Regions from separate parts of the Homo sapiens genome. Here region 1 is linked to region 2. The links are chromatin contacts, found by Hi-C or POLR2A ChIA-PET in ENCODE. All regions are on one chromosome and are shown on one strand. Each heading gives the region's core, a stretch centred on a gene start or an enhancer-like site at or near the end of the contact. The rest is flanking DNA. Distances are from core to core; before and after follow the strand shown. Region 1 overlaps TAF4 (TATA-box binding protein associated factor 4). Region 2 holds the start of MTG2 (mitochondrial ribosome associated GTPase 2).

The links. A loop is a pair of places that touch in the nucleus more often than their neighbours do. ChIA-PET counts read pairs that join two places held with the same protein, here RNA polymerase II (POLR2A). Pooled maps may share reads with other maps.
Region 1: a map of naive thymus-derived CD4-positive, alpha-beta T cell shows a loop between it and region 2 (11-fold over the local background). The contact joins the enhancer-like site here to the promoter of MTG2 in region 2. A Hi-C loop is called at or near these places in 1 of 168 maps with a recorded cell type or tissue (naive thymus-derived CD4-positive, alpha-beta T cell) and 13 of 50 pooled maps. POLR2A ChIA-PET finds 5 or more read pairs at or near these places in 7 of 52 experiments (HEK293T, HepG2, IMR-90 and 4 more).

Annotation. Positions count from the first base shown.
Region 1 is chr20:62,024,427-62,029,150 of GRCh38, forward strand. All of the region lies in intron 1 of TAF4 (TATA-box binding protein associated factor 4), which reads right to left. Among named protein-coding and RNA genes, the nearest start is that of MIR3195, 38 kb to the right of the region's middle. RefSeq lists an enhancer at 3,579-4,214. Within about 2 kb of position 1,770, at least 4 of the 41 ENCODE cell types and tissues checked have a DNase peak (open chromatin) inside an H3K27ac peak, as active enhancers do.
Region 2 is chr20:62,179,804-62,184,470 of GRCh38, forward strand. It overlaps MTG2 (mitochondrial ribosome associated GTPase 2), which reads left to right and starts at 3,225. Exons shown (of 7, transcript NM_015666.4): 1 at 3,225-3,254. It overlaps SS18L1 (SS18L1 subunit of BAF chromatin remodeling complex), which reads left to right. Exons shown (of 11, transcript NM_198935.3): 11 at 1-2,711. RefSeq lists silencers at 2,854-3,043, 3,083-3,267, 3,274-3,443.

The DNA of each region.
Region 1 (4,724 bases), core at 520-3,019, 160 kb before region 2:
CTTCATCAAAATGTTAAACTTCGGCTTTTCAGCAGACACTGCTAGAGAATGAGAAGACAAGGCACAGAACGGACAGACTCTTTAGAAAGCATCCATCTAATAAAGGGCTTGGATCCAGAATGTATGCAGAATCCTCAAAACTCAGTAAGAAAATAACCCAGGTTGGGCGTGGTGGCTCATGCCTGTAATCCCAGCACTTTGGGAGGCCGAGGAGGACAGATCACTTGAGGTCAGGAGTTCGAGACCAGCTTGGCCAACATGGCGAAACCCCATCTCTACTAAAAATACAAAAAATTAGCAGGGCGTGGTGGTGCACACCTCTAGTCCTAGCTACTTGGGAGGCTGAGGCACGAAAATCGCGTGAACCCAGGAGGCGGAGCTTACAGTGAGCCGAGATCATGCCACTGCACTCCAGCCCAGGCAACACTGAGAGACTCCGCGTCTCAAAAAAAAAAAAAGTGGGCAATTGAATAGACCCTTCGCCAAAGGTGGCAGACGGATGCAAATGAGCACACGGAGAGAGCCCCAACATCATTAGTCATTAGGGAGACATAAATTAAATCCTTAAAGCGACACCACTACACACTCACTAAAATAGCTAAAACTAAAAAGATCAGGTGCTCTCCAGGATGTGGAGCAACCAGAGCTCCTGGGCACCACTGGTGGGAGCCTCTCTGACAACAGCCCTGCAGTTTTGTAGAAAGTTAAACATACTCCTCATGTAGGACCTGCCATTCCACCTGAGGTGTTTTAAGCAAGCGAAAGGCAAGTGTGTGGCCTTACAAAGGCTTGTACCTGGGTCATTCCAAGCAGTTTTATTTCTGATAGCCATAAATTGGAAGCAACTCCAAAGTACACCAAAGGATGAAAGCATAAACAATTTCTGGTGTATCTATAATGGAAAAGCACTCAAATAAAATGGGATGAACTACTGATACAGCACAGATGACTCTCAAATAATCACACCGAGTTGAAGCCAGAAAAGAGAGAGTACACACCATGTGATATGGCTTGGCTCCGTGTCCCCACCAAACCTCATTTCCAACTGTAATCCCCACGTGTGGAGGGAGGGAAGTGACTGGATCATGGGGACAGCTTCCCCCAGGCGGTTCTCATGATAGCGAGTGAGTTCTCACGACATCTGGTGGCTTCATAAATGGCAGTTTCCTCTGCCCTCCTGTCTCTCCTGCCGCCATGTGAAGAAGGTACTTGCTTCCCCTTCGCCTTCTGCCATGATTGTCCCCAGTCATGTGGAACTGTGAGTCAATTCAACCTCTTTCCTTTATAAGTCACCCAGCCTTGGGTATTTTTTTATAGCAATGTAAGAACAGACTACTACGCTGTCTGACTGCATTTATATAAAATTCTAAAACACACAGACTCCCCTGCAGTGACAGAAAGCAGATGGGACAAGGGGCGTGGGAGGGACAGGAAGGAGGGCTAGAGAGAGGCAGAGGCCGTGCTGGGGGTAGGGTTCACCATGCTGACCCTGGGGTGATGGCTCCACGTGCATGCACATTTGTCGAAACTCACCAGTCACTTTACATGTGCTCAGTTTATTGCTGTGGATCACACCCCAGTAAAGCTCTTAAAACACACGCAGAGAGCCCTTAGAGAGCAAGAAAAAGGTACAACCCTCCCGGCAAAAAATAACGGAAAGCATAGTTTTAATCCTCTTCCTCCCAACGTCCTTCCCGAGTGAAAATAACTGCCAAGTTCACAGCTAGCACACGACCTTCCCCCACCAGCCCTGCCTCTTAAGAACACTAGGAGCTGCCCGAGAGTCGTATTAACAACTCTGTTCACCACCACACACAAAAACCAGGCCACGTTCAATGAGTTTTACTCTACCTGACCCCGTGAGCAACACAGGGACGTGAGTGTGCTGTCGATGGCACCCCAAGCGATCACACCCTCCACCACACTGCCTTTTTAACAGAGTATCTCACTGAGTAGCTCGGAGCATGAAACAGCTGCAGGGGTTCTCAGCTCCCAGCCTCCGAATGAAAGTGCGTGCTCAAGTCTCTGAAAAATAACACCAAGCTAGCTCCTTTGATGGAAAAGGGATCCCCCAAAATGACGCAGAAGGAACCGTGGTCAGGCCTGAGGAGCAGGCCACAAAGTACCAGCTCTGTGGGAGCTGGCTCCAGCCCCCATCTCCACAAAGCCGCAGGTGGACAGACTGCGCGCACCCTCCACACCCTCTGGAAAGCCAGGCTCCGCAGAAACACGAATCCAGCAGGCCACACTCGGCACAGGAAAGAGCAGCCTCTCCTGAAGGATCAGCAGCTCTGCTCCGCAGGCAGAAATGGGGCCTCCACCAACCCACCCACGGCTTGCTGCCGCCCCGTGAGTGGAGAGCTGGGCCCAACACTCTCCCCCGGGCTCTGATTCTAGGATTTATCCTTATTCCTTAGGTGGTCTGCACAGCAGTCAGCCAACTCAGCATCCCCTCATCATTTGGCCAAATTTCACAAATACGCAGTTGCTCACCTTAGAGCAAAGTTAAAACACCAACCCGTGGAGACTTCTACTCATGATTTGTTTCACTCGTTAATTCCTCTGCGACTCAACAGGAATGCTTACCCTCGTGCCTGTGTACAAAAGAGCTACGTGCAAATCAACACAAAAGAAATGGCAACAATACACCAAACTCCGAGTGAGAAGTTCACCCTGAAGTTTAAAGACTGTCTTTCACCTCAAAATGCAGAGGCACTGCAAAAGTGCATCTGTAGTGATGGCCAGATGTGGCTCTCAGGGCCCAGTGCAGAAACCTGGAGTGGAATGAAGTTTGGGAAGAAGCCAGCCTCGCAGCCCTGAGAGCCGAGCAGCGTCGTCAAAAGAGCAAGGTGCAAACCCTAAACGGGCACTGTGACTGATGGGACTTGCCCCTGGAAAACCTTCACCCAGCCTTCAGCATCGGCCTACACAGTCCCTCCTCCCCCTTGGCATTATCACAGTTGCAATTCGGTGACTGTTTTGTGATTTAGTCATTCCCTAACGTCTGTCTCCCCCCTCAACGCAAGCTCCCTGGGCTCAGGGATTAAATCTCTTAAGTTCACACAAATGAACAGATTGGAGAAAAGTTTAGTGAATGCACAGGTGTGCTGTGCCTACCCCAGGCCCATCCTCTCCCACCGTATATGCTAATTCCTTACCTGTCTCCGTTTCTCCTGCCAACCACAAAACCATACTACTGGAACTGTGTCAAATTTATCCATTTTCAGAACAGGATAAAATAACCTTGGCAAATAATTAATTTTCTGCATTGGATTCCTAAAAAAATCATTAACTTTACCTCACAAACATCTAAATCACATATTCATTCAAGAGGTGTTTATGCAACACTGACTGTCACCAAGCCCTCAACACACAACGGAGGGCACAGCAGGCATGGCCCACATCGCTCCATGCGCACGGGGCAAAGAAACAGTGACTGAGAAACAGCCTCCCGCCTGCCCCTTGACCCCTCTCAGTTCCCTGCTGGGTGGGCTGCTCTCCCCTCACCTCGGCGGCCTAGGTCGTGCAACCAGTCAGCCAGGCCAGGAGTTGTATCATTCTGAATTGCATTTTCCAGGTTGTAAAAGCAGCTTCTAAGCCATCTGATTGCTCACAGCCACCTCTCCATGGTGCAGGGTCCCACACGTGCTCTGCTCCTGCAGCTGAGCCTCCCTAAAGCACTGAGCAGAGGCCTGGACACCCAGGAGCCGCACCTGCTCTGGGATGCTGGAGGTGCTAAGGGGGGCCGGTCAGAGTGACCAACAGGGACAGACCCACCCAACACACGGGTTCTGGCCTTTTTGCCTACCAGGGCTTCTGGAAACTCAAACATACCCCCCAAAAAAATGCTACCTCCTTGAATTGAATTCTCTTTAAGTTAACTTTAAATGGCTGAGGTATTTTGGTAAAAATACTTCAGGATATTACAGTTGACCTTTGAAAAACATGGGTCAAACTTCCAGGGTCCACTTACATGCAGATTTTTTTCAACCAAGCAAGGACTGAAGATACGGCATTGACAGGACATGAAACCCACGTACACAGAGGGCTGACGTTTTGCTCGCTTGGGTTCCACAGGGAACTTGTATGTGCGTACGGGGCCCTGGAACCATCCCGAGAACACTGCGGGGCGACTGTATCTGGCGCCATCACTTTAGGAAATTCTTAGCACATGGACACACCTCCGTGAACAGGTACAGTGCACATGCGTGTCTGTCAAGCCACAGCCTGGGAGCAGAGCCCTGCTGCAAACTTCAACCCAAAGCTGCTTCTAAAAAGCTCGTGAGCAGCCTTCAGTGAGGCTGGCATCCACCTGACCTCCAACACAGATCTCCTTCCCGACAGTGAGCTCACATTCAGGAGTGCCATAAAGCACCTGCCTAAGCCTCCAATGATACTCAACAAAGGCACAGGCTTGCATCCCATAAATACCAACCCCTGTGTCAGCTACAGGTTAAAACTGCTTTGCTCAAAACTTAGGAATTCATGGGCCAGGCGCAGTGGCTCACACCTGTAATCCCAGCACTTTGGGAGGCCAAGGCAGGCGGATCACGAGGTCAGGAGATCGAGACCATCCTGGCTAACATAGTGAAAACCCGTCTCCACTAAAAATACAAAAAATTAGCCGGGCACGGTGGTGGGCGCCTGTAGTCCCAGCTACTCAGGAGGCTGAGGCAGGAGAATGGTGTGAACCCAGGAGGCAGAGGTTGCAGTGACCCAAGATC
Region 2 (4,667 bases), core at 1,975-4,474:
ATGGCCACTTCCAGAGCTTGCCCATTGCCTGTCTCTCGCCAATTCCGTTTATCCAAAAAGGTACATGTTTTTGTATTAAAAAGTAAACAGGGATCAGTGACTGTATTCCAAATAAATATGAATCCCTAAGGGCCGTGGACAAATTGCCTAACCCAGGGCCAGCGGTATTGCTGAAGGAAAGGGGCAGCTCTCTGGGAAGTGGGCCCTCAGAGATTACTCTGGCTTTGACCCTTGTTTAGCTGATGGTCATTTCTGGGATTGGAATATTTAATAAGCCCAATTCTAAGTTGATAGGTAATTTTAAATATTCAAACCAAATCTTCCCAACAGTTGGCAAGTTGTTTATTTTATATTATTTCTTCCAGGACCTACTTGCTCAGATCTCCAAGCAAGCATTTCTTTTCTTTTAGGGATGTCTGAAAGTCACATCCAGTTACATTACTGTGTTCTTTCTAATGAAAAGTAAAGGTTTTATATAGAGAAACTTGAGTAATTTTTACATTTCTAAGACATTAAATCCCATTTAAATTCTGTGTGAACATTAAAGACAGCACACTTGCAAAAGTATGGTCAAAGGAAAAAAATCCCACATTTCAATTAACAAGTAGCATGGACATTTGATCAACCTTTAGTTGGAATAATAATATTCATATTTGCTATGAATCCTTTTAAAAAAATCTTTGGATAAATGCTGACAGATTTCCAAGAACTACCAAGAAAATACAAGAGATATCCAATGCTTGATATATGAGGCCTAGTAATAACGATATTTCTCTTTAATTGATGTTTTGTTTTAAAAGTTAAAAGTAATTCTTGGCGTGGTGGTTCACGCCTGTAATCCCAGCACTTTGGGAGGCCGAAGCGGGCGGATCACCTGAGGTCGGGAGTTCGAGACCAGCCTGACCAACATGGAGAAACCCCGTCCCTACTAAAAATACAAAATTAGCCAGGTATGGTGGTGCATACCTGTAATCCCAGCTACTCGGGAACCTGAGGCAGGAGAATGGCTTGAACCCAGGAGACAGAGGTTGTGGTGGGGCAAGATCGCACCATTGCACCCGAGCCTAGGCAACAAGAGTGAAATTCCGTCTCAAAAAAATAAATAAATAAATAAATAAATAAGTTAAAATTAATTCTTTATCCAGAGTCGGGTGCTTTAGAATTTATAAGTCACTTATGTGTTTTGCTTGAATTAATTCTGACAGCCCCTATGAGGAAATCTGGAGGCAGGTAACAGTTCCCATTTTAGAGATGAAGAACTGAGGCACAGATTAAAGGACTTGCCTGTGTTGAATACCAGTCCTGTTCTAGGACATTCTCCCCTCTCCTAGGAGACGGATGTCACGCACAAATGGGGAGAGAAGTGTTTATTTTGTAGGCACTAAGGGTTTCTAAAACCCTTAACACTGGTAAGGGCTCAAAAATAAACGTATGTGTTCATATTCGATCACCGAAATGAGAGTTCTTAATTGCTAATTGACAAACGCGTTAGCAATTTCAGTTAGGGAGTCATCTCCCTTGATTGTGTTCTTTTCCTGTCAATTTTCATAGACCTAATTTGCAAACTCAATCGGGGACTAAAATTTCCCACTGAAAATGTTAAACATTTTAGATAACTGTGAAGATAGTTTATTTTTATTCCTTGCCAATCTGGGAATATGCCTTTTTTGTGTGTTTGTGTGTTTTTTTAAGTGCTGTATTAATAATACTTTCTGAAAGAAAAGGACACTTACCCCAAAACTTCAATCTGAAATGTCTTACATTAAGAATATCTTGAATGTTGTGTATATATTTTAAAAAGCACTTTGCAAAATAGTTTGTACATTTATTTCCTAATTTATACATGATTTTTGGTGTTAATATATTTAATGATTAATAACAGAATGTTTATTTAATGTGCTGTCCATTTTTATGTAATATTATGGGGAAAGTGATGCCAGCAGTTCCTTTTCATTATTCTATCTTCTGTCATATGAATGTTGAGCAAAGCTTAGGCCAACATGAATTGTTTGTGAAGTGTGGTTGATGGTGCTTTGTTTTTTTCTGACTACTTCTATGGAAGGCCAGTGAAGAAGCAAAGGAAGACATGAAAATTGACGCTCATTCTTCTTCCTATTGTTCCCTGACATCCAGCAAATTGTGAATTTGAAAAATGATGGCCAGTTTTCAGAAGTGCTGACAAATTCATATTGGTATGCAAAAGCTCATCACCCATTAAGGTTTGTTGTTGAATCAACAGTACTCAGCATATTAAAACAGTACATCAGAACTCATGCCAACAGTCTTTATGATGGGATTAAGGTGGACAAGATCTCCTAAGATCTGTGAATGGGATTAAGGTGGACAAGATCTCCTAAGATCTGAAAAGAAACCTTAATACGCTCATATGGTTGGAGTGTTAAGTGAACCTCTGATTTTGTCAGGGTTTTTCTACGTGTAGGCGTGAATAGGGGGCACCCCTTCAAAACTGTACAAAGAAGACGACTGTTTTCCATTTCCATTTAAACATTTTTAGCCACTTCATTTCTATTTATTGAACAGGTCAAATTTGTCTTGTTATTTGTGAGTACAGTACATTTAAAAAACATCCTTATCGGTTATTTTTTTTTCAGTCGGAGTTTGACGTATAAATTGTTTATGCTTTTGGTGTAATCTCTTAATAAACTGGTTCTTCAAAAATCATCCTATAAAGTGAGTTTTCATGAAGTTAACGGGATTTTGGTGTGATGTGTTTTGCAAATACTTATTACCGAGACCAGGTAGATCGTCACCTCGGCTCCCGGGCAGAGTTCGCGTGCGTCCGCACCGGATTCCCCGCGGCGGCAAGGCGAAGCCAGGGTAAGGGCGGTGGGGACGGCGCCCCGGGGCTGCCCTGCGGTCCCCACTGCCTGCTCTGCGTTGCCCCGTAGCCTCCTCGGGCAACGGCGGTGTCCTCGTCAGACCCGGGAGGTTCCGCAAACGCCGGAGGGGTCAGAGAAGCTGGGGGACCTTGGGCACCGGGTGGAACGGGCGGGGCGGCTGTCCTTGTGCTCGGGCAGCGAGGGCGCCGGCGAGAAGCGCGGCTGCAGCTGAGCGCTCCGCATCCCTCCTGCCGTTGCTCCTGCTTCCGCTACCAGGGACAAGGTCGCCTCTCGGTCCGTCGGCGTGTTTTCTGCACCTGCGCACTGGGCAAGCCTTGGGCTTCCGGAGCCAAAAGGCCCCGGAAGTGGTCGGCCGCTTGCGACGCTCCGGAAGTGACGTGCTTTCCCGAGCCGGTGAGTGCGGGAGCGGGGAGCGGGGAGCGTGGGCCTGGGGGGTGGTCGCGGCCCGGGCGCAAGGAGGGGCCTCGGCTTGGGCCGCGGGGTACCGGGGCGCTGGGAGCGGGAGAGGCCCCGGCCTAGGAGCTGAGAGGCCTGGAGGGCTGCCGGGCTGCGAACCCCGGCGGGACCGAGCGCTGCGGCCCTGGAGTAGCGAGCGCTCGGGCGGTGGGGAGCGGCGCCTTGCTCCCCGGTCCTGCCCCACTCTCTCCGCAGAACCGCGTTTTGGGGTCAGAAGTCTTGTCAGCCACCCCGGTGGTGCTCTGTCACGGGATGGGTGCCGTGTGTGAGTTCCGAGTCAAGTTGTTAGGAATTTGCCTTGATCCAGCGCTCTAAGTATTAAACATTTTAAAGTGATTATTGGCAGTATACAGTTGCACAAAACAACATAAATATATACACATTTGGATGATAAAACAACAATAAAGTTTTGTATTGTAAACGCGCCTCAGGGAGACGCATTTCCAGATAATTCACTGTCCGTGGCTGGCTTCTGCCCAGTGAGAGCGGGTTACCCGTTCTATTCCCATTTACGTTCTCGTAGCTGTGGATACCGAGGAACGGCGTTCACACAGACCTGTAGGTGGGAATTAGAGGGGTTGTTGGGCAGTGTCACTAGAGAAATACCTTTCTTTTGTAAAGGGGAGGACCCATTATAAAAGGGGGACGGGAAAGGAGAATTCAAATTGTTTTAAACGCAGGTTCGTCCTCAGGCAGTTCTGTTTTAGCAGAGAGAACGTAGCGAAACTTGGGCAGAAAATGGATTCCTTTGAAATTATCCTGGCCTTAGTCCCTTGGGAAGTCTGTGTAGGCGAACCTCAGTGAGAAGATTCCTGCCGTAAAATGCAGGTGTCAGCAGCATGCCAGGGAGGCCAGAGGATACTATGTGACTTTGGGCAAGTGACTGAACCTCTGTGAGTCTCAGCCTCCACTGCTTTAGATGGGCATAAAAAATGTAAAGTCAAGAATCAGGTTTCCGCTGGGCGCGGTGGCTCACGCCTGTAATCCCAGAACTTTGGGAGGCCAAGGCGGGCAGATCACGAGGTCAGGAGTTAAAGACCAGCCTGGCCAACATGGTGAAACCCCATCTCTACTAAAAATACAAAAAAGTAGCCGGGCGTGGTGGCAGGCGCCTGTAATCCCAGCTACTGGGGAGGCTGAGGCAGGAGAATCGCTTGAACCTGGGAGGTGGAGGTTGCAGTGAGCCGAGACCGCACCACTCTGCTCCAGCCTAGGCAACAGAGCGAGACTCTGTCTCAAAAACATACCCAAAAAAAAAAAATCAGGTTTCATGCTCACAGGAGGATTTGAGGAGGGTTTATAAAGGGACCGTTTGCAAAGGCAGAGTGCAGGTTAATGACAGTTGGTCCT